Regions from separate parts of the Homo sapiens genome. Here region 1 is linked to region 2. The links are chromatin loops, found by intact Hi-C in ENCODE. Cell type or tissue: breast epithelium. All regions are shown on one strand. Links, peaks and the distances in the headings refer to the core of each region. The heading gives the core; the rest is flanking DNA.

What was found. Hi-C counts contacts between places; a loop is a spot of excess contacts. Peaks named below come from ENCODE experiments on the same cell type or tissue, not always from the same donor. Only the 100,000 strongest peaks of a DNase experiment are listed, where the experiment ranks them.
Region 1: it touches region 2 in a loop (9-fold over the local background); 11 of 110 quality-filtered maps call a loop at or near these places.

What each region holds. Positions count from the first base shown.
Region 1 is chr13:48,565,664-48,577,398 of GRCh38, reverse strand. LINC01077 (long intergenic non-protein coding RNA 1077) reads left to right here. Exons shown (of 2, transcript NR_170270.1): 2 at 9,052-9,801. It overlaps LINC00462 (long intergenic non-protein coding RNA 462), which reads left to right. Exons shown (of 3, transcript NR_051983.1): 3 at 1-425. Among named protein-coding and RNA genes, the nearest start is that of LINC00462, 9.4 kb to the left of the region's middle. In breast epithelium, for the core only: no CTCF peak of the experiment used is centred there; a DNase peak (open chromatin) is centred at 5,640; H3K4me3 peaks cover 1,017 bases; H3K27ac peaks cover 4,137 bases.
Region 2 is chr13:48,095,923-48,107,657 of GRCh38, reverse strand. No RefSeq gene overlaps it. Among named protein-coding and RNA genes, the nearest start is that of MED4, 6.7 kb to the right of the region's middle. In breast epithelium, for the core only: no CTCF peak of the experiment used is centred there; no DNase peak of the experiment used is centred there.

The sequences.
Region 1 (11,735 bases), core at 1,860-9,859, 470 kb before region 2:
ACAAGCAGGTTGGGGCAGGGAAACTCCATCACATCATGGTGAGGCAGAGATGCTGCAGCCACCCAGATCATTGTGTAGTAGAGGTGGCACCATTTTACTATGTGTCCTCCCTGCACTCAGTGAAGTCTGTGAAGGGAGGGGTCAGTGCAGCAAGGAGCTCGCTCTGCCCCAGAGGAGAGAGTGGAATGTTCGAGGACACATGAAAGCAGTTACTCTGCCTACCTTTTAAAACTCTTTCCTCCTGGGGAACTGGTTTATTCTGTACTCCTAAACAGACTATATCCATGTATTCACTCCTTCTATAAATATTTGAGAAAAACCTACTATATGCCAAGCACTTTTCTAGGCAAAGGAAATGCAATAGCCCTTTCTTCCCATAGCTTCCAGCCTGGTGGGGAATAAAGGAATTAAATAAGCAATTACAATAAAGGGTGCTCAGTGTCATAACAGGAGGGGTACAAGTGTCACAGATCAGGTGCACCTAACGTTATTCAGGCTGTTTCTGTCAGCTGTGGGATTTGATTTCATCCTACTTGTAAGCTAATTAGTTAGCCTGTTACTGTATCATGGATGTTGTCAGACGACATGAGACTCCTGAGTCAGAGACAAGGGGCCTTATTATTTACAGTCACCAAGCAGCATAAGCATTATGTTTCAGCTGTTTTCCTTGCTTCCAAGTCCCAGAGGGCAACATAGGGCTCAGATAAATGCTGCCATGCAACAGGTTGTATTACAGGAGAAGAACCTAGGCTTGGGGAATCCACCTCTTTCACAGCTGGTGGTAAGGAAACCTGCTCTTTGTTGGGGGGAGATATTATCTCGTCCCTCAAGGTTATTCACAGCAAATAACCTGAGAAAGGGCCCAAGTGAAAAGCAGTCAAGCCCTTGCATTCTTGGAAAAACCAGCAAGAACATTCCGAGCTCGAGTACAAGGATGCTCAGGGCCTCTCATAATAGTTCTCCAGAAATTCAAATTCTGAATCCCCCTTCAAGCTCCACAGCTCTCTCTCTCTTTTGTCCAGAATTCTTTTTCCCTTTACCTTCCATTTTGATATTTAATCATGTGCTGCTTTTTGCTGTCATCTTTTGTAGTCCCACAATGTCATCCACAAATATTGGCTCCAAAACAACTTCTGAAGGAATAAAAGAAAGCCCTTCTGTAGCTACCTGTAGGTGACATGTGGACAGAGAAGAGGCAGGAACTCTTCATTTGTGATATTCACTCTGAAATTACCTTGGGTAAAGGGCTTAATTTCTTCCTTGTTAAATTCCTGGCCTGTAAATTGAAGATAATGATATTTGCCTACCTTGCCTTTGGAATTAATTAGTGGTTGTGTTGCATTTTGAGTCTACAGATGAAAGCCTTTTTGTAAGTACAGGGCACCATCATCATCATTATTATCACCATCATCATCATCTTCATCATCATTGCTATCATTGCCTTGGGTTCTGAAGATAAAAGTGATGGAATTCCCACACAAAGCTTCCAAGAAACTTGACCTTTCTAACCCTTTCAACCTCCTCCTCTATGCTTTTTAGAAGGACTAACTCACTTTCCCCTTTTTTGAGACCTCACTGTCAGGAACTGAGAGCCAGCCATAATGTCTGAGAGACCTATGTTTTGTACACTCTAACTTGACTGTGCATTTCTTTTGGCAATCAAGCCTAGACCTTTCAACCATACTTCAAATCCAGAATATAAAAGAGCTGTATTAGAAGCAGAGGTAAGGAGACGCTTTTAAGAAAACTTTCCAAAAAAAATCTCAACCTGGCATGGTGGCTCACGCCTGTAATCCCAGTACTTTGGGAGGCCAAGGCAGGTGGATCACAAGGTCAGGAGATTGAGATCATCCTGGCTAACATGGTGAAACCCCATCTCTACTAAAAATACAAAAAATTAGCCAGGCATGGTGGCACGTGCCTGTAGTCCCAGCTACTCAGGAGGCTGAGGCAGGAGAATAGCTTGAACCCGGGAGACAGAGGTTGCAGTGAGCCAAGATCACCCCACTGCACTCCAGCCTGGGTGACAGAGAAAGACTCCACCTCAAAAAAAAAAAAAGAAAGAAACTACTTCCTTGTTTGAGGATTAAATGACTTATTTGTGGAGTGCAGTGACACAATCTCAGCTCACTGCAATGTCCGTCAGCACAGCGAGCAATAGGAGTATTCCCAGCAATAGCTTAACTCTACCTGGAAGAGGCTACAACACACATATACACATCCCACTAAACCCAAACTAAATGAGTCTCCCACGCAACTCCCTAGAAATGCACGGACACATGATGCCACTGACAAATGAGGAAGAATGATGGGAGGAATCAGAAATGGGTGGAAAAGAACAGGGTCTTAATTGATGGTTGTTCAAATATTTCTTACAGATTTTACAGAAATCATACGACAATAAGGTCTATCAAGCTTTTGCTTTTTTCATTCATAAACTGCTAGAGACACCTTGCTTTTGTAGTACTGCTTCAGACTTGCCTATAAACTCAGAGATAGATGTTGTGGCATGTGATTCTCATCAATATAGGAAAGAAAAATACATATGGTATATTAAAGTCATCTATGCTGCATTTTCCAGTATATTCCTGACAGGAAAGAACTTGTATTTTCACTAGTCTTCTTTGACAACTGAATTTTCTACTTACTGACAATTGCAAGAATGCTCCATAGACTATCTTCCAGCTTCAAACATTTCAAACCTTGTTTATCCTCCACTCTCCTTATACTTAAGGTCATGTCATGACATGGCCTCTGTCTCCTTCACCTTCCTGTCACAGCTCCCACTGAGTCAACACAGTGAGCAATAGGAGTATTCCCAGCAACAGCTTAACTCTACCTGGAAGAGGCTACAACACACATATACACATCCCACTAAACCCAAACTAAATGAATCCCCCGCGCAACTCCCTAGAAATGCACGGACACACAATGCCACTGACAAATGAGGAAGAATGATGGGGGGACATCAGAAATGGGTGGAAGAGAACAGGGTCTTAACTGATGGTTGTTCAAATATTTCTTACAAATTTTACAGAAATCATACAACCATAAGAACCTAGTTCTAGGGCCTTAGAAGGGCTGGCGCAAGTGAGGGCCCTGCCATGTAAGTTTCATTTCCTCTAGTTGGTACTCAGGCAGGAAACAGGCAAATGTGCCAGTCCCTCCACGATGATGGGAACCATTGTACACCTCTGCCCTGAGGATCCCAGGAGCTTGAGGACAGTGAAGGGACAGGGCTGGCATCTGGCTCCCCAAAGCTGACCTTAGCTATGTGACTTGAGCAGGGTGAGTTGGGGGCAAGGAAAGAACATTCATATCAGTATCACCCTGGGAGTGCTTTCCCTGCCTGCTGGCAAAGGATGTAGTGTGAGTGTGTATGTGTGTGTGTGTGATGGGAGAGGGCAAGAAAGAAAGGAAAAGCCATCTAACTTTTCTGATCCTCAAAAGCTACTAGTAGTCACCAAAGGTCTCTTCTGACATTGAATCTTAGTTTCCCATCACCAAAGTAATCAACTTATTTATGTATGACCATTTTTTCTAAACACAGCCATTTCTCCTTTATGTGCATGTATGTATGCATTCTGTGAATTGTAACCACAACAGACTACCACAAATAGCACTTTGGATCTGCCTCTCCCATCATCAGTTGTATGTTCAAAAGAAATAAAAGTTAATATTACTGGTAGACCAAGTAAAATATAAATCAACTGGTGGATCAGTTTAAGGCAGAAAGGTAACATAACATATCCCATAGCCAAACAGAAATTATTCTTGAAAATCCCCTGTTTGCTTCGGGCTCTTGGAGGAAGAAACATTTTTAGAGGCCTACTTTGTGCCATTCATATTGTCTCCTTTAATCCTCACAATACTCCTGGGAGGAAGTATTTTTATTCATATTTTGCAGATGATGACACAAGACCATAGTGGAAAAGAATAGCAGGAAGTGTTGGGCCTGAACGAGACGACACAGATAACAAGGGTCGTGTAACCCTCAAGCTTGTTTTTTCGCTACTCTAGATTGACAACTGAAAACCCCATAGCCTCAAGTTCCCCTGATGGCCGGAGTCCTCCTCACCTAAGTGCTCAGCAGGCAGAACTGTCACACTGCGCACCTGGGACCTGACTGGAAGCAAAGAGAAGCTATTCTTCAGAACCCAGCAAAACACCTTCCTTGGACTTTATAGGCACCTCAGTGTTTGCTGACTGAGCCAGGCAACTGATCAACATATTTCATTATTTTCCTGAAGAATTACCACTACCCTTTGAGGTGAACCCCTAAGCTGGGATGGTTAGTAGAAAACTTATTTTAGAAGTACCTTAAAGCTCCATTTTGCAAACTCTACATTAAGGAGCATGGAAGGTCAATTGTGCCAAGTATGGGGTGCACTAAATCTCAGAATTCATCCCTATATAATTCATCCATATAACCAAAAACCACTTGTGCCCCAAAAGCTACTGAAATATGTGTATATAATATAATACACACACACTTTTTTTTTTTTGGACCCAGGGTCTCATTCTATCACCCAGGCTGGAGTGAAGTGCCACAATCACAGCTCACTGCACCCTTGACCTCCCAGGCTCAAGTGATCTTCCCACCTCAGCCTCCTGAGTGGCTGAGACTACAGGCACATGCCACCATGCCTGGCAAATTTTTGTATTCTTTGTGTAGAGACAGGGCTCTGCCATGTTGCCCAGCCTAGCCTCCAATTCCTGGGCTCAAGCAATCCTCCTGCCTCGGCCCCCTGAAGTGCTGGGAGTACAGGAAAAAAATATTAAAAAAAAAAACCAAAAAAGAAATATAGGCCAGACGTGGTGGCTGATGCCTGTAATCCCAGCACTTTGGGAGGCCAAGGTGGGCAGATCACCTGAGGTCAGGAGTTCAAGACCAGCCTGGCCAACATGGTGAAACCCTGTCTCTACTAAAAATACAAAAATTAGCTGTGTGTGGTGGCGGGCACCTGTAATCCCAGCTACTTGGGAGGATGAAGCAGAGAGAATTGCTTGAACCCAGGAGGCAGACATTGCAGTGAGCCGAGATCACGCCACTGTACTCCCAGCCTGGGTGACAGAGCAAGACTGTCTCACAAAAAAAAAAAAAAAAAAAAAGAGAGAGAGAGAGAGAGAAGTATAAAAAAGAAAAAGAAAAAAAAAAAACCTCCTCTAAATTCTGTCATCCAGAGACAAATACTGTTAACATTTTGATGAATATCCTTCTGGATATTTCTCTATGCATCTACATTATTATCTATCTAAAAAAGTACGAATGAATGTTCCATTTTCTCCAACATCTTTGGAGTCCTTTAAAGTGTTCAAAAGGCCTATTGAGCATTTTCCATATTGACCTAATGAAATAATGAAAAAGAGTATTTGTCTACTTATTTATCCATCTACATATTATTCCCTATAAAAACTGCTGTTGGATTTAAAAGAATAGTGCCACATATGATTATTTTTTTAAAAAAAAGTTCTCATTTTTTAGCCATTTTAAATAAATACAAGCAACGTTTTCACTCTGTACTCCTAGAAACCAGTCAGCCAAACTTTGGCTTCCTCTCTGAGTTCACATATCTGAGAGGAAAGTTGATACTTCTTGCCTGCATGCCTGGGAGTTGTTTCAAAATGAAACCAGAACATTCCTAGTCTGCAGGCAGCTGCGGTAGCCACAGACAACTGGAAATTATTCAGTTTCAGTGAAATAGGTTAGAGACTCTCCCAGCACCCCACACACAAACAGAGGGGTGCATGGATTCTTTTAAAATGAAGACTCAGGGGTCCATGACCGCAGTTACAGAGTAGCAACCCTCCTGGGGCTGTTTGCTGTCTGTGGAGTGGGCGGTGTGGGGCCTCAGGAGAGGAAGGGGCCTGGGGTACTAGCCTTTTGATTCTGCCAAAACTTTAGAGACATTTCTCGAAGAACAAGCACACTATCTCTTTCTGTCTCTCTCAAAAATAAAAAATAAAATAAAAGAATTACATAAAACACATGGCAGGAAATGAAGGCTGTTGGGTTTTCTCCCACAATCTCGTGTAGATATTTTAGGCTCTGTGGCAGACAGAATGTCCTCCATCTGTCTGTGCTATTCACCATGCCCGACCCATGCCTTCAAGCTTCAAGCTTCGGATAACTTTTCTTTTCTTTTTTTTTTTTTTTTTTCTGAATTATGGTCTCACTCTGTCACTCAGGCTGGAGTGCAGTAGCACAATCATAGCTCACTGCAGCCCTCATCTCCCCAGGCTCAGATGATCCTCCTGCCTCAGCGTCTAGAGTAGGTGGGATTATAGGCATGCACGCGCATGCCTAGCTAATTTTTTAAATTTTTAATAGAGATGAGGTATCCCTATGTTGCCCAGGCTGGTCTTGTACTTCTGAGCTCAAGCGATCCTGCTGCCTTGGCCTCCCAAAGCGCTGGAATTACATGTGAGTGTTTTTAATGACTTTTTAAATGACAAAAATAATCATCACTTATGAGTGACATCTTTCTCTTGGGCAGCACAAAGAGTTATATCCTTCTGGTTAGCCCTGACCTTTCCCTAAATTTCATTCCACACAGGACTGTCGCATGGCCGTCGGTGCCTGTGTCTCCCCGTCTCCAAGCCTCCTCTCTCCCTCCCAGTGCCCCGTCATCTTCATCCCACTAGAAGCCCAAGCCTCTTCTAGTGACCCTACATTCTCAGAGCCCCGAAGCAGAGAACAGAAGCTGCTTCTACAGCCGCTCCAGACCCAGAGGCCAGACCTCACTTGTGAGCTGTTTACAAACACAGGGTCCTAGAGCCCATCTCAGACAGACCTGCTAAATTGGAACCTGCATTCTGATGAGACTTTAAGTATGTGAAGCACTGGTCTATATCATTCTCCTGGGGCATAGTTTGAGCTTTGTCTCCTCAAACTTGCATGTGACCTGGGACAGGTCAGAACACATCTCTCGGGCCTCATTTTCTCATTTGTGGGGAGGAGGAAGTAAAGCCACTCCAGGGGACAGTGTGATAAACAGAGCAGGCTGTGGAGTCTGGCCGCCTGTTGCACCACTAGGTCAAGTGACCCAAACTCTCTATGCCTCATTCTACTCATCTGCAAGATACCAACAGTAAGTACCCAACTGTTAGGGCTGTCACATGAAGGTGGAGTGAGAACATCTGTATTCATTTCCAATGGCTGCTGTAAAAAAAATTACTATAAATGTAGTAGCTAAAAACAACACAAATTTTTTAATCTTCCAGTTCTGGAGGTCAGAAGTCTGAACTGGGTTTTGCTGGGCTAAGATCAAGGTATCAGCAGGGCCAGGAGGGTCTAGGGGAGAATCTATTTCCTTGCTTTTCTAGCTCCTGGAGGCTGCCTGCATTGCTTTGGCCTGTGGCCCTCTTCCATCTCAAAAACTGCAGTGACCAGTCAAGTTCTCAAATCACATCACATCACATCACTCCAACATGTGCTCCTGTCCTTTCAGCTCCTTCTGTGACTTGCCTGCCTGCCACTGTTACCTGCAAGGATGCTGTGATGACATGGGGCCCACCTGGATAATCCAGGACACTCTTCCCACCTCACAGTCAGCTGGTTAGCAATCTTAGTTTCTCCATTGCCTCGTAACATAGAATATTTATAGACTACAGGGATTGGGGTATAGAGGTCTCTAGGGGGCCATTGTTCTACCCACCACACATAAAAGGACTGCTTCTGTGCCTGGCAAGTAGCACATGATAAATGTCAGCTGTTTTTCTTGTGTTCTGTGATTCTGAAGACAGCCTGCCCCACCACACAGGAGCAGAGCACTGGACTAGCTTTGTTTTTGCAATGAAGTGACCAAGACATTGTCAGTAGAAGCTTTCTCTTGTTCTGTCTTGTCTTACGCTCTCTAACTTTGGCTGCTGTGGCTGGACACACACGAATGTGTCTCCCTCGGCCTCTGGCAAGCCAGTCTTGGTGACCCACCCACCATTCCATGTCTGAAGATTGAGAAACCTTTATGTATTAACTATTCATGGTTGCTAAGTTATAGCCTCACTATGCAGTTATGGAATCCACTGCACCCATTTATCTGAATTCTTTCCTACAGACCACCCACTCTATTTTGTGCATTCATTCATGCGTACATGCACTCATTCATGCAGGAAATATTGAACGCTTATCATGTCCTAGGCGCTGGAGTTAACATGGTTGAGTGGTACTATCTCTGTCTCTCAGTAGAGGCCTCACTCCCTGCAGAGATGTTTTGTGAGCTACCAATGGATCCGGAGGAAAGCTGAATGTCTCTGAGTCCCCCAGGCCTTGCTTCAACAGAGCAGCGTCAAATTTTTCTGTTTTACATATTGGGGTTCTTGTAAGATTTTGTTTGAAAACAGAGCCTTCTTTCTAGTGCCTGGCACATAGTAGGCACTCATAAATGCAAATGAGTGTCTGGAGACTGCTGGCTCAGGACATCAACTGCTGACACCCTGGGATCCTCATTTCAGGCTCCTTTGTCACTAAGCCTGGAAACTCCTTTCCCCCCAGGATCTCCCTATATGTGTAACCTCCTCCTCCGACATTTATTGGCCTTCATTTCTGATTTATTTATTTATGTATTTATTGCTATTTCTGAGCCACATCTTTTGCCCTACTTCTGCTATTTCTGAAGCACATTTGGCCGTTCCTACCATCCTTCTCTCTCCTGTTAGCTAAATCCCATCTCATCATCATAATTGCATTCTACAAACTGCTGTGACGTCTCCTGCCTTCCCCAACTTCAATATCTCTCTCTCCAACCCCAGCCCACCTTTACCGGGAAAGAGGAGTCATGCTACCTTCCCCACCTCAGCCCGCCCTCTCTTCTCTTATTACCACAGGGCAGTGCAAATATCTAAGACTCTCACACAGCTCTTTGTACCCTGAGGCATTTGAAATTACTTGAATTAAGCTGCCCCATTATTTACTTTCAACAGCTTCTAATAACACTTTATATTCATAGTTCTTTAGAGTTTGCAAAGCTCTTTGACATTATCACATTTAATTTGAGCCTCAAACGCCCTTATGAGGTAAGCAAGAACATGACTTTTATTTTTGTTTTACAGGGAAGGAAACAGCCTCAAAGGGAACCAATGCTTTGCCCAAGGACACTTGGCACTAAAGCGGAAAAACTGGCCCCAAACCCAGATTTTCTCAAGTCCAGCACTTTCTGCACCGTGTGTTGGGCCTCAATTTCAAAGATGACAAAGCTTCAGGACCTGTTTCAGTTTTGTCTTACGAATGGATTTGGCAAAGAAGGCAGTACAGTTAATCCTGGCTGCAACTGCTGGAAAATTTGCTACACCCTCCTCAGTGCTAGCTGTGTATTGAATTTGGAACCTCAAACAAAGCTTGATAGAAGGAAGACAAAAAAGCTTCCGTTTACATTCCATTTTGGTTCCCCATTTGACTTCAAAGAAAGGAAAGAGAAGGAGGAAATTCACATTTTTGTCATTGTTACAGTCACTTTAATTATGCAACGTTTTGTTATGAAACACAGTTTTCTTTTTATGAAATAGTGCAGCCCTTTGGAAGCAGTGAAAATGCTAAGTTCAGAAAAATTTTACATGGCACACCATTGATCTGCATGATGATAGAAGGATAATTAAGATGCTGTATCTTAATTATCTGGTAGCAGAAATATGAGTCTCCTAGTCTCAAGACTTCAAACAGTAAGCAGTGGACTGTACAAGATCACGAGGCAGTCATCCCCTCTCTGCTCTGTTCCCTCTCCTCTACAATCCTTGGAGAAAGCTGTATAGGTTGGGTTGTCCTCAAAACCTTAGACATATGTGAAATACACAGGATTTTGGAAAGTGGTGTTTTTGTTTGTTTGTTTTTTAAGGTACTAAAAGAAATAAGAGATTGTACCTTCTGAGTCAGGCAAAATGAATGGAAACTGTTGAAAGCTCCTTAGGAAAAGGGATCACGGTAAAAGCTAATCAGGCTTCACATCAGCTTTCCCTTACTGGGTCACTTTAGGAGCAAAATAAGAAATAAATGATTACAAACTTGAACATGAGTCAAGAACCACTCCTGACTAGGGATCACTGATTTGAGTTAAAGAATGTAGAACGCCTTTCCATTAAAGGAAAAACTCTTTGGTTTTGAATTGGGAACAGGGGATTCAGTAAGATTCAGTCACAATTTAAATAAATATGTATTCTAACTATCTCTACTAAAGGGGCCAAGAAGCAGTAATATCTCAGTAGCAATGGACACATCTGATACCCAGATTTTGGTTTCTAAATATCATTGCACTGGGCATCTTGGAGAAACTGAATAGGTTCAGGGCTAGGAGAGAGAAAGTACAAGGTAAGCCTGTTCTGTACCAGAAAGTAGAAAAACATTCAAAGACCTATAGGTTTACGTAAAAAAAAGACATAAGATCTTGCAGGCCCAAACAGGGATAAGTGGCTCCCTGAGGAAGGAATCTAATGGACAGAAACAACTCTACCCACCAGTCATGTGGTTAATGTTATGTAAATGATGCTTTTGAAGCCACTTAAACCATACAAAGTTTTCTTTTCTTTTTTTTTTTTTTTTAAGAGTTTTGCTCTTGTTGCCAAGGTTGGAGTGCAATGGCGTGATCTCGGCTCACGGCAACCTCTGCCTGCCGGGTTCAAGCGATTCTCCTGCCTCGGCCTCCTGAGTAGTTGGGATTACAGGCATGTGCCGCCACCACACCTGGCTAATTTTTTGCATTTTTAGTAGAGATGGGGTTTTGCCATGTTAGCCAGGATGGTCTCGATCTCCCAACCTCAGGTGATCCGCCCACCTTGGCCTCCCAAAGTGCTGGGATTACAGGCTGAGCCACCGTGCCCAGCCTATAAAGTCTTAAATACCCCAAATTAATCTTGGTCTTCTTTGTATATTCATTCTCCTCTTTCTTGCTCATAAGATTAGGTACTTAGTTTATATTTATGGATTTGATTTAGTTTTTTATTGTTTTTTTTTTTTTTCATTGAAAGGGACTTTTGGAAAGTAACCAATTATTTGATCATATAAATAATCACCTTGAGGGTTATCTGTTTTCCAACTTTAGATTTTCCTATACTGGATTTCCTAAAAGCAAAGAATATACACTGTACTCATATATGTACGTGTATATTACAGAACTAAAAACTATAAGTGGTGGTGTATGAAGTTTATAAATGAATTTAGGTAATTAATGGGAAAATTAGAATGAAGTTCCAAACATATTGCAATTTGTTTAATAGATGTTTGATTCAGACATCACCTAAAGTTTTATATTGTATTGTAAATATATTGAATAAGCTTTAATAACGAGTACAATTGAATTAAACATATAAAGTTTCTCTCCATCATCCCCTAACGCACTCCCCACAGAAGACTTACAGGCCTCATAATAACTAAGGGCCTGTGTGTCACAGACCCTAGGACACAAAAGGCAGGAATATCTTTGATGAGATTATCACTCTCTAGTACCTCCTCCGAAATCTGGAGAATCCACCTGCAGTACCTCTGAGATGAAGGACATTTTGATTTGATGTGGCAAAGTCAGATGAGCCACATGAAATTTCAAGAATACATTTCTCACGTTCCCAGTTGCAAGCATACCTGTGAAATATAGCCTAATAGATGGAATGTTACCTGAAGCCTACAGAAATTAAAGGCTGATGCCTCATGTTGTCCCTGGGCTAAATCTGTGGTCCTCAGAAGACTGACCTCACCAGCATGCCTCATCTGGGGCACACGCACATGCACACTCACACTCATGCTAACACAC
Region 2 (11,735 bases), core at 2,095-10,094:
TACCATTTGACCCAGCAATCCCATTACTGGGTATATACCCAAATGACTATAAATCATGCTGCTATAAAGATTCATGCACACGTATGTTTATTGCGGCATTATTCACAATAGCAAAGACTTGGAACCAACCCAAATGTCCAACAATGATAGACTGGATTAAGAAAATGTGGCACATATACACCATGGAATACTATGCAGCCATAAAAAATGATGAGTTCATGTCTTTTGTAGGGACATGGATGAAATTGGAAATCATCATTCTCAGTAAACTATCGCAAGAACAAAAAACCAAACACCGCATATTCTCACTCATAGGTGGGAATTGAACGATGAGATCACATGGACACAGGAAGGGGAATATCACACTCTGGGGACTGTGGTGGGGTGGGGGGAGGGGGGAGGGATAGCATTGGGAGATATACCTAATGCTAGATGACGAGTTAGTGGGTGCAGCGCACCAGCATGGCACACGTATACATAGGTAACTAACCTGCACAATGTGCACATGTACCCTAAAACTTAAAGTATAAAAAAAAAAAAAAAAAAAAAAGAACACCAGACAGCTTGAATAGGGACCGTAACGGCCTCACTTTAACTTATTACCTACTGAAAGTCCCTGTCTCCAGATACAGTCCCATTCTTTGGTCCTGGGACTTAGGGCTTCAACATGTGAATTTGGGCAGGAGGGGGACACAATTCAGCCTGTAACAGGTACTATCAACTGACTTCTCGCCGTTGTCCTTGATCATGTGGCTGAAGTAGTGTTTGTCAGGCTCCTCCTCTGTAAGTTACTCCCTCACCCCCAATCTCTGATACAGTTTTTAATTTTATTTATTTATTTATTTATTTATTTATTTTGAGATGGAGTCTTGCTCTGTCACCCAGGCTGGAGTACAATGGTGCAATCTCGGCTCACTGCAACCTCCACCTCCCAGGTTCAAGCGGTTCCCTGCCTCAGCCTCTGAGTAGCTGGGATTACAGGCGCCCACCACCACACCCAGCTAAATTTTGTATTTTTAGTAGAGACGGGGTTTTGCCATGTTAGCCAGGCTGGCCTCGAACTCCTGACCTCAGGTGACCCACCTGCCTTGGCCACCCAAAGTGCTGTGATTACAGGCATGAGCCATTGCGCCCGGCCTCTGATATAGTTTAGATATTCATCCCCTCTAAATCTCTTGTGGAAACTTGATCCTCAGTGTTGGAGGCGGAGCCTCGGAGAAGGTGTTTGGATCATGTGGCAGATCCCTCATGAACTTCTTGGTGGCATCCTCCTGGTAATGAGTGAGTTCCAGGTCTATTAGGTACCTCAAGATGTGATTGTAAAAAATGGCCTGGCACCTCCTCCTCTCTCTCTTGCTTCCTCCTCCCTCACTGTGTGGCACACTTGCTCCCCTTTCTCCTTTTGCCATGATTGGAAGCTCCCTGAAGCCCTTACCAGAAGCAGATGCTTGGCTGAATGTAGTGGTTCATGCCTATAATCCCAGCACTTTGAGAGGTGAAGGCAGGGGGATCGAGACCAGCCTGGGCAATATAGCAAGACCCTATCTCTGCTATTTAAATATTTTTAAAACTTAAAAAAAAAAAGATGTTCTTGCCATGTTTTTTTGTACAGCCTGCAGAACTGTGAGCCAAATAAATGACTTCTCTTTTAATTACCCAGGTTCAAGGAATCCTTTATAGCAATGCAAATAAACTATAAAGGATTCCTTGAACCTGGGTAATTAAAAGCAAAGAGATACATGTATGTATACCAATCAGCATATAGAAACATATCCATAAATATTTCTATTTGTAACCCTGTGTACCTATGTTAAGCTATATAAGAGTTCATACTGATCTAATCCAGTACCACATGGATCATTCTAGCCTTCTCCCCTTCTCTGCAACTTTTTCCTCCCTTCTTTCAGGGGATGAAACATTCATAATACAGTTAGATTCTTTTTTCACATTCTGCACTCCATACTGGGATCATCAAACTTCCTAAATAATTGTTTTAATTTGCATACATTAAGGTTTATCCTTTGTGCTGTAAAGTTCTGTGGATTTTTATAAATGCATGGTTTCATGTATCTACCATTACAATATCATACAGAATAGTTTCTGTACCTTAAAGAAATCCTCTGTGCTTCGCCTACTCCAGTCTCCTCATCCTCTGATTTCTTCGTAACCACTGATCTGTTTACTATCTCTATAGATTTACCTTTTCCAGAATGTCATATAAATGGAATCACATAGCATGTAGCCTTTACAGATTGGCTTGTTTCACTTAGCAATACACATTTAAGATTCTTCCATGTCTTAGGGTGGCTTTGATAGCTCATTCCTTCTTGTTACTGTATAGTATTTCATTATATAGATGTACTAATGTTTGTTATGTAATTCCATTACTTATCCAACCCATTGAATGACATTCTGGTTACTTTCAGTTAGAATTTTTTAATATGTTGCAAACTTTCATGTATCCACAAAGTAATATGACTTCCAAAAAACTTACTGAATGCATTGGGATATGCTGAAGGAAGTATAATAGTTATGATGATAGCTGCTGGACATTGCGGTATGGTGGTGAAGAATACTGGCTCTGACTTTAGACTGCCTGGGTGCTGCCACCCCCCAGTATGTGGTCTTAGATGGATGACCTAACTTCTCTGTGCCTCAGTGTCCTTTTTTGTAAACAGGGATAGCAATTGTACCTATAGGGTATGAAACAACACCCAGTCCAGTAGACATTACCCACTTCTGTAATTTATTTTTATTTGTACATGCAATGCAGCAAGCACATTACTTACATCCCTTTATGCCTTCCAGCAAAAATAGGGAAAGCTTCATTTCCCCATTTTATAGACTGAGAACCTGAAATGCAGAGACTATAAATCATTAGAACCAGGACTTGAATTGAGGTTAGTCATTTTACGAAGGCTGTGATCATTCAACTTCATTACAGTGATTCCCCAGACCAAAAGAGAAGTTTCCTTTCATGCAGCCCTAGACATACTGGACCTGCAACATCATCTTTACTCTGGGTTGTCACATTTTATGAAGGACAAACTAGAATGTATGAAACAGATGATCAAGTTGATGAAAGGTCTGGAAACCCTTTTAAATGAGGTTTGACTGAAGGAACTAGGGATGATTACATGGGTGAAAAAATAAAATATTAGAGATGAAATAAACCAAAATGTTAACAACGTGTGTCTCTCAATGGTGGGCTAACAGGCGATATTTATTTTTTCATATATTTCTAGATTTTCTATGATGCATCATATATATGCACATATACATGCATCATAGTAAATCTAGACATATAAAAACAAAATCGGCCTGGTGCGGTGGCTCATGCCTTTAATCCCAGCACTTTGGGAGGCCAAGGTGGGTGGATCACCTGAGGTCAGGAGTTTGAGACTAACCTGGCCAACATGGTGAAACCCTGTCTCTACTAAAATACAAAAATTAGCCGGACATGGTGGCAAGCGCCTGTAATCCTAGCTACTTGAGAGGCTGAGGCACAAGAATAGCTTGAACCCGAGAGGTGGAAGTTGCAGTGAGCTGAGATTGTGCCATTGCACTCCAGCCTGTGCAACAGAGTGAGACTCCATCTCAAAATAAATAAATAAATAAATAAATAAATAAATAAAAATCATAATCATAATCATAATATATATTTTCTATGATGTATATATGAGCATATATATGCATCAGAAAATCTAGAAAATATAAAAAATGCATCATAGAAAATATAGAAAATTTTAAAAAGCAATAAAAATATGCATGTATATATGAAATTTTGTAAGAAAAAATCTTAATAAATTGTGGTTTAAAAAAATTAGGCTGTTGTGTGAAAGACAGATTAAATGTTTTGTTTATGACTTCAGAAGACAGAGTTTGTGCTCAATATGTGAAAATTATCTTGAAGCACATTTGGGCTTATTATACATAAAATTAGCTGATGTGAGGTAGCCACCTCCCCTCTACCAGAAAGGGTTTGATCACAGGCTGGGATCAGGCTAGATCAGATGACTTCTGAGATCTCTTTAGCTTTTATTCCATAACCTGGGCCTCTACTTAAGAACACAAAATGTTTTTAATTGTTTTAGCTCACGATGTACAAATTGATGCTGTTAATATAAATACATTTAGTTTATTCATCTCTCCAAGCACCCAAGAACACTTAGAGATTTGTTTTATGTATTAGGATAAAATGAACCTGTATTTTCTTAGAATAATCTGAGAATTTTTACTCATTCAAACTAGACTTTTTTTCATCTTGTATTGGTTTCCTAGGGCTGCTATAATAAATTACCACAACCTGCGTGGCTAGAAACAACAGAAAATTTTCCTCTCATGGTTGCAGAGGCGAGAAGTCCCAAAATCAAGGTGTCAACAGAGCTGTGCTCCCTCAGAGGCTCTAGGGAAGAGTGCTTCCTTGCTTCTCCCAGCTTCGGGAGGCTGCAGGCATTCCTTGGCTTGTGGCTGCCTAACTCCAGTCTCTGCCTCTGTCTTCACATGACCTTCTCCTCTTCCTTCTGTGTCTCTCCTCTGTGTATCTCTTATAATGACACCTCGATATTGGATTTAGGGTCAACTTGGATAATCCAGGATCATCTCATCTTGAGATCCTTAATTACAACTCCAAAAACCTTTCCAAATAAAATCACATTTACAAGTTCTGGGAGGTGGACATATATTTTGGGAAGGCCACCATTCAATCCACAATTAAGAAGTTTGTGAGGCATTTTGACAACTTGCTTTCTGATACTGATTCTTTGTTCTAGTCCTTCTTCCTCTAGACCTGCCAATCTTCCTGCCCACCTCTGATACTTATTCCAGCCACCTTCTATCTTAAGAATCTCTGCTTTCACCCCATCCAGGAGGCCTTTCCTGACCAATGTTGTCTTGCTCACCTCTATAGGCCTAGCATTTAGTGTGGCATATACACAGAACTTAATAAATATTTGTTGAAAGAATCAACGAATCTACCAAAGGAGGTCAAAGATGATGCCCACCCTTCTTCTGAGTTACTGAGAAGTCGTAAATTTTTAATGATGCCTGGAGAATTTCAGGGAGAGGATGACATTTCTCGTATTTGAGAGTCTGATAAATTCCAGGAGATTTTTCCATCGATATCACACTGCAAATATTTAAGGGAAATGAGGCCAGGTGCAGTGGCTCACGCCTGTAATCCCAGCACTTTGGGAGGCCAAGGCGGGAGGATCACCTGAGGTCAGGAGTTTAAGACCAGCCTGGTCAACATGGCGAAACTCTGTCTCTACTAAGAATACAAAAATTAGCTGGGTGTGGTGGCACACGCCTGAAATTCCAGCTACTCGGGAGGCTGAGGCAGGAGAATCGCTTGAATGCCGGAGGCAGAGGTTGCAGTGAGCCGAGATTGTGCCACTGCACTCCAGCCTGGGTGACAGAGTGACACTCAGTCTCAAAATAAGTACATAAATAAAAATAAATAAATAAAGGGAATGAGAGGCTTAACCTAAACTGTTTTTTATTCTCAAGGCACAAGAATGTAGGGAGTTAAAGTCAAATGCCACAGTTACTAGAGGGCTAATGACTTTAATTAACTGAGTAATTTTGAAGAGTGGGAGTTTTTTGTTGTATTGCTTTTGAAAGTGCAGGCTGAGGTTCTTTTGAGGAAAGCCTCAAAATGTAACTAGGATGGGGGCGTGAAGGAGTAAGGGGTGAATCTTCTCTTGAGGTGGAGCAGCCCTAGTTGGTTCTAAGTGAGATAACTTGGCTAATTAAAAGCAGTTAAAATGGCACATTTTGAGGCTTTGTAATTTATTTAAAAATTAGATTTGCTTCCCTATATGCCAGCAACTTGCTGGGAATTCATCCCTTTCTCCCAGTAGCTTTTTGAGAGGTGATTTATGTCTTCAGAAACCATAAATGGTGGTTCTTGATATTGGAGCTTGATACTGAATTGAGTGTTATTTTTACTTGGGATTAAAGGCTCTGAGGTTCATGTCTTGAGGTAGAGTTTCAACTCTTTTTGTTTCTTGGAGAAGAGTTAGTGAATGCAGTTGTTCTGTTTTCCTTCTCTCACTACCTGCCTGCCAGGAAAGAAATACCTGACTCTGACTTTCCATCTGAACCTTGACCTTGAATATGTTTTTTTGTTTTTTGTTTTTTGTTTTCCTCAGTGAATCAAGTGAGGCAAGATCCTAAATTGAGAAAGAGGAAGGGAAAGGAGATGTTGAGGGGTGGAGAGAGGCAATGGTGTGAAATTGTATGAAGGACAGTGGAGAGGGGTCAGAATAGGGATGCATAGTCTCATTACCCAGAAGCACTAAGGACCCACTGAAGATTTGGGGGTTAAAGTCATGAATTTCAGTTACAACAAACTGACTGGCTTTTGTGTTTTTCTCCATCCATATTCAGCTGCATTGGTATAGGCATGTAGTAGGCACAGCTGCATGTAGCTCAGTGCGTGGCCTTGCCAAGGGAATGAAACAAATCAAGATGGGGGCAAGAAAGTCAAAGGTATGTGCAAGGCAATGATTAGACATCTCCAGATGCCCATTGACCTGCAACCCCTCTTTATTAGTCTGCTAGGGCTATCATAACAAAATGCCACAGACTGAGTGGTTTAAGCAACAAGAATTTATTTTCTCACAATTCTGGAAGCCAAAAGTCCAAGATATAGGTGTCAACAGGACTGGTTTCTTCCAAGGCCTCTCTCCTTGGCTAGCCCGTGTCTGCCTTCTTGCCATATTCTCACATGGTCTTTTCTCTGTGCACACTCATCCCTGGCATCTTTTCCTCTTCTTAAAAGGACACCAGTCAGATTGAATTAGGGTCTACCCTAATGGCCTCATTTTAACTTGATCACCTCTTTGAAGACCCCATCTCCAAAGCATTCACACTTTTTCAGTACAAAGTAAAAAATACATTTTACATTTGACCCAGTGCACACATACCTAGATATTTAAGTGAAAAAAGTTTCCACAAGATGCACAATGCACTTTGATATTTTAGATATTTTCTTTTCTATTAAAAAAAATCTCCACAGGGATATGTTAGGCATGTCAAACAAATAATAATTACATAGTTATGTGTAGATATAGTGTAGTAATGTAAACACTAACTATTGACTTAACAAAGAATTGTGTTTTGTTTTTTTTTTGAGACTGAGTTTCACTCTTGTTGCCCAGACTGGAGTGCAATGACATGATCTTGATTCACTGCAACCTCTACCTCCTGGGTTCCAGCGATTCTCCTGCCTCAGCCTCCTAAGTAGCTGGGATTACAGGCATGTGCCACCATGCCCAGCCAATTTTTTGTACTTTTTTAGTAGAGATGGGGTTTCACCATGTTGGTCAGGCTGGTCTCAAATGCCTTGGCTTCTCAAAGTACTGGGATTATAAGCATAAGCCACCATGCCTGGCCAGAACTGTGTTCTAACTAATGGGAAGATAAATGACACATGTAAGAGAGATAAAATCCTCATTTATCATAATAGGAAATAAATTTCAAAAGCAGTTGAATAGAGATATAGAATATATGCATATTATTTTAAAATATGTGAGCAAAGAATAGAAGTAATGGTTAAAAATGCTGAGAGTGCCCACCTTTAGTGAGAAGGATATGCTAGGAAGTGGGGCTCAGGAGGTGGTAATTTAGAACTTTTTTATTTTCATTAGAAGCTTCTGAGTACCATTTGACTTTAGACTATGTATATATGTTGTTTGATGAAAATAAAAAATAGGCCGGGTGAAGTGGCTCACATAGCAAGGCTCTGCCTTAAAAAAATAAAATAGGCCAAGCATAGTGGCTCCTGCCTATAATCCCAGCATTTTGAGAGGCCAAGGCGGGCAGATCACCTGAGGTCAGGAGTTCGAGACCAGCCTGGCCAACATGGCGAAACCCCATCTCTACTAAAAATACAAAAATTAGCCAGGCATGGTGGCACATGCCTGTAATCCCAGCTACTTGGGAGGCTGAGGCAGGAGAATTGCTTGAACCTGGGAGGTGGAGGTTGTAGTGAGCTGAGATCGTGCCACTGCACTCCAGCCTAGGTGACAGAGCAAGACTCTGTCTCAAAAATATAATAATAAAATTAAAAAAATTTTTTTAAAGATACATAGTGTATTCAGCTATCTATTCCGCCTACCCTTAGGGACAGCCTTGGTTGAGTTTCTCGCTGCACCTCCAAACCTCCACACCAACTGCTTGCAGCTGCTTTTTGCTCAGAATTTCAAGCTGTGCATTTATTTGATAGTGTTTGTATGAGGGGTTCTTCAAAAAGTTCATGAAAAGTGTGTATTATAGAAAAACTATAGATGCATTTCAAAATATTTTTCCACCAAAATAAAGTCATACTAACTTGTTATAACATGTATGAACAGGATCTAGTTTGAGGCACAAGAAGGATAAGACATCAGTTTGACAAGAGCCCCTATCAGAACAATATGAATTCTACTAAAATTGAAGCAAGAATATCAAATTGATGGTGAAGCTTGTGTGGAAGAATGGTGAAATCTTGATGCTTTATGAAAAGTTTATGAGGACAATGCCCTAAAGAAATCAGCAGTTTTACAAATAGAAAACTCATTTGAAGAAGGGATGAGATGATGTTGAAGATAAAGCCTGCAGCAGCAGACCATCCACATCAATTTGCAAGGAAAATATTTATCTTGTTTGTGCCCTAATTGCAGAGGACAAGCAATTAATAGACAACACTATAGACATCTCAATTTGTTCAGCCTATACAATTCTGACTCAAAAACTAAAGTTGAGCAAACTTTCCAATCAATGGATGCCAAAACTGTTATGCCCAAATCACCTGCAGACAAGAGCAGGGCATTCAATGGAAATTTTAAACAAGTGAGATCAAGATCCTGAGGCACTTCTTTGAAGAGCTGTAACAGGAGATGAAAAATGGCTTTACCAGCACAATCCTGATGATAAAGCAAAATCGAAGCAATGGCTATCAAGAGGTGGAAGTGGTCCAGTCAAAGCAAAAGCAGACCAGTCAAGATCAAACAGCATGGCAACAGTTTTTGGGATGCTCAAGGCATTTTGTCTGGTGACTTTCTGGAAAGCCAAAGAATGATAACAATGGCTTATTATGAGAGTGTTTTGAGAAAGTTAGCAAAAGCTTTAGCAGAAAAACACCCGAGAAAGCTTCACCGGAGAGTCCTTCTCCACCACAACAATACTCCTGCTCATTCCTCTCATCAAACAAGGACAATTTTGGAAATGTTTCAATGGGAAATCATTGAACATCCACCTTACAGTCCTGATCTGACTTCTTTTTGTTTCCTAATCTTAAAAAAATCTGGGCCAGGCTCAGTGTCTCATGCCTGTAGTCCCAGCACTTTGGGAGGCCGAGGGGGGTGGATCACTTGAGGTCAGGAGTTTGAGACCAGCCTGGCCATCATGGCAAAACCCCATCTCTACTAAAAATACAAAAATTAGCTAGGCATGGTGGCACATGCCTGTAATCCCAGCTACTCGGGAGGCTGAGACAGGAGAATCACTTGAACCCGGGAGGTGGAGGTTGCAGTGAGCCAAGATTGTGCCACTGCACTCCAGCTTGAGCAAGACAACAGAGCAAGACTCTGTCTCAAAACTAAATAAATAAATAAAATCTGTAAAGGGCACTCATTTTTCTTCAGTTAATAATGTATTGGGAGGATTGCTTGAGCCTGGGAGGTCAAGGTTGCAGTGAGCTGTGGTTGCACCACTGCCCTCCAGCCTGAGTGACAGAGAGTGAGACCCTGTGGCAAAAAAAAAAAGAAAAGAAAAAAGTAAAAAAGACAGCATTGACACGGTTAAATTCCAAGGGCCCTCATTTATTTAGGGATGAACTAAATGGCTGGTATCGTCATTTACAAAAGTGTCTTGAACTAGATGGAGCTTATGTTGAGAAATAAAGTTTATATTTTAAATTATTATCTTTTAATTCCATTTTTCCATGAACTTTTTGAAGTCCTCTCATATTTTAGGTCAGAGGTTCCCAGTCCTTTTAGTACCTGAATATCCTTCTTTCTTTACAGAGAGCTGGGATAACCAGTGGTAAAGAGCACAGACCCTGGAGCCAGACTCTGGGTTCAGATTCCAGCTTTGCCATTTACTATATGACCCCGGCATGTGTCTTAACATTTCTGCCCCTCAGTTTCATTATCTGTAACATAGGGATAGTAACAGTACTTACCTCATAGGAGTGTTAGGAAAATTAAACAAGTTAATATTTTTGAAGTGCTTAGAACACTGCCCACCATGTCAATAAAATTTCATGAGAAAGTAGTGTCCTTTTTGAATCTACAGATTGAGAAAATATGTACCTAACTCCAAATTACCATGAATTCAGTAATACTATATAAAATAATTCATATTTGTTTATCACGCCTGGATTTGTACAATTTGCAAGACAGTATATCTGTGAAAGATGCTATTACTTATCAGTCTATAGAAACTGTTTAATATGCATATGAATTTGCAATAAATCTGAGGAGGTCAGGAGTTCACAATACACATACATGCTCCACACACTGATCCTCAGTGTCTGCAAAGTAGGACTATAATTGGTCATTTTTAACTAATTAGAATCCTTCTAGAATTTTTATGTTTACACTAATATAATGTTCTCTCTCCTCCTACCAGAGTCATGGCTCAATATGACCCGTGAGAGTTGAGTAAACAAAACCAACACATACCGCAGAAGTTTGGCACCCTGGAAACTTAACATAAGAAATGATTGACTAGAGTACTGAGAGGCATGTTTAGAATGCAAGTGTAATGAACAAAGCTTCAATCTACTTTAGCCCATTGCCTGAGAATTGACTGCATTAACAAAAAAGGGTTAGCCAACAGCAGATGCAGGGAACGGTCAGAAAACAAAAGGTGACAAGGATCTCTTGCACTGTCTAGAGGAAAAGGTACCCTGACCTATGAACACAAATAATCCAATCTCTTGAACACAAATATCCCTACACTGTGGAGACACAAAGCCTCATGATTGTGTCATTAATTTTTAATCTATCCTTGTTTGTTCTGATCCAAGTTTAACAAGCAACATCCTGTGATAATATGGCTTCTCATATAGTTTTGTCTATGGGAAAAAGATATGTTTGGCACTATTACTTTTCATCGTAAGTGAGTAAATCAGCATTCTAGATTACGCAGCAGTTGCTATGAGTGAATTTATTTAACATGAATTTCTAAAAGACTTGTCAACTCTGGGTGCCCAGGAGTCAGGTTTAGCACCTCCAAAAAGACAGAGTAGAGGATGAGACCCTGAAATGAAAGGACTACAGGTACTACTACCTCATGGGAGTGAGGCAGTCCCAGACCATCTTTTATAATAGCAATATGGAATCCTCATTCCCAATAGGCTTGTAACTTTGCTTTTTTCTGGTAGAGAGTGATCCCTACTACATTGTTATCCCTAGGAAAAGTAGGCTAAGACGTATTTTTGCCTTTGACAACCAGTTCTGGTTTGGAATGTGTGGTACATCAATGACTTAAACTATGTTAATTAACTACTACTTATGTACTGTATTGGTTCCTTCAGTTCAATAATTAACCTGAGTAATGAGCAAAACATTTTGTTGGAAGATGTATGGCTATAAAGATGGATTATAGCAATGTGGAAGTAACCTAACTGTCCATCGTCAGATGAATGGATGAACAAAAGGTGCCATATGCATACAATGGAATATTAGTCTTAAAAAGGAAAGATATTCCAGCACATGCTACATCATGGATGAACCTGGAGGACA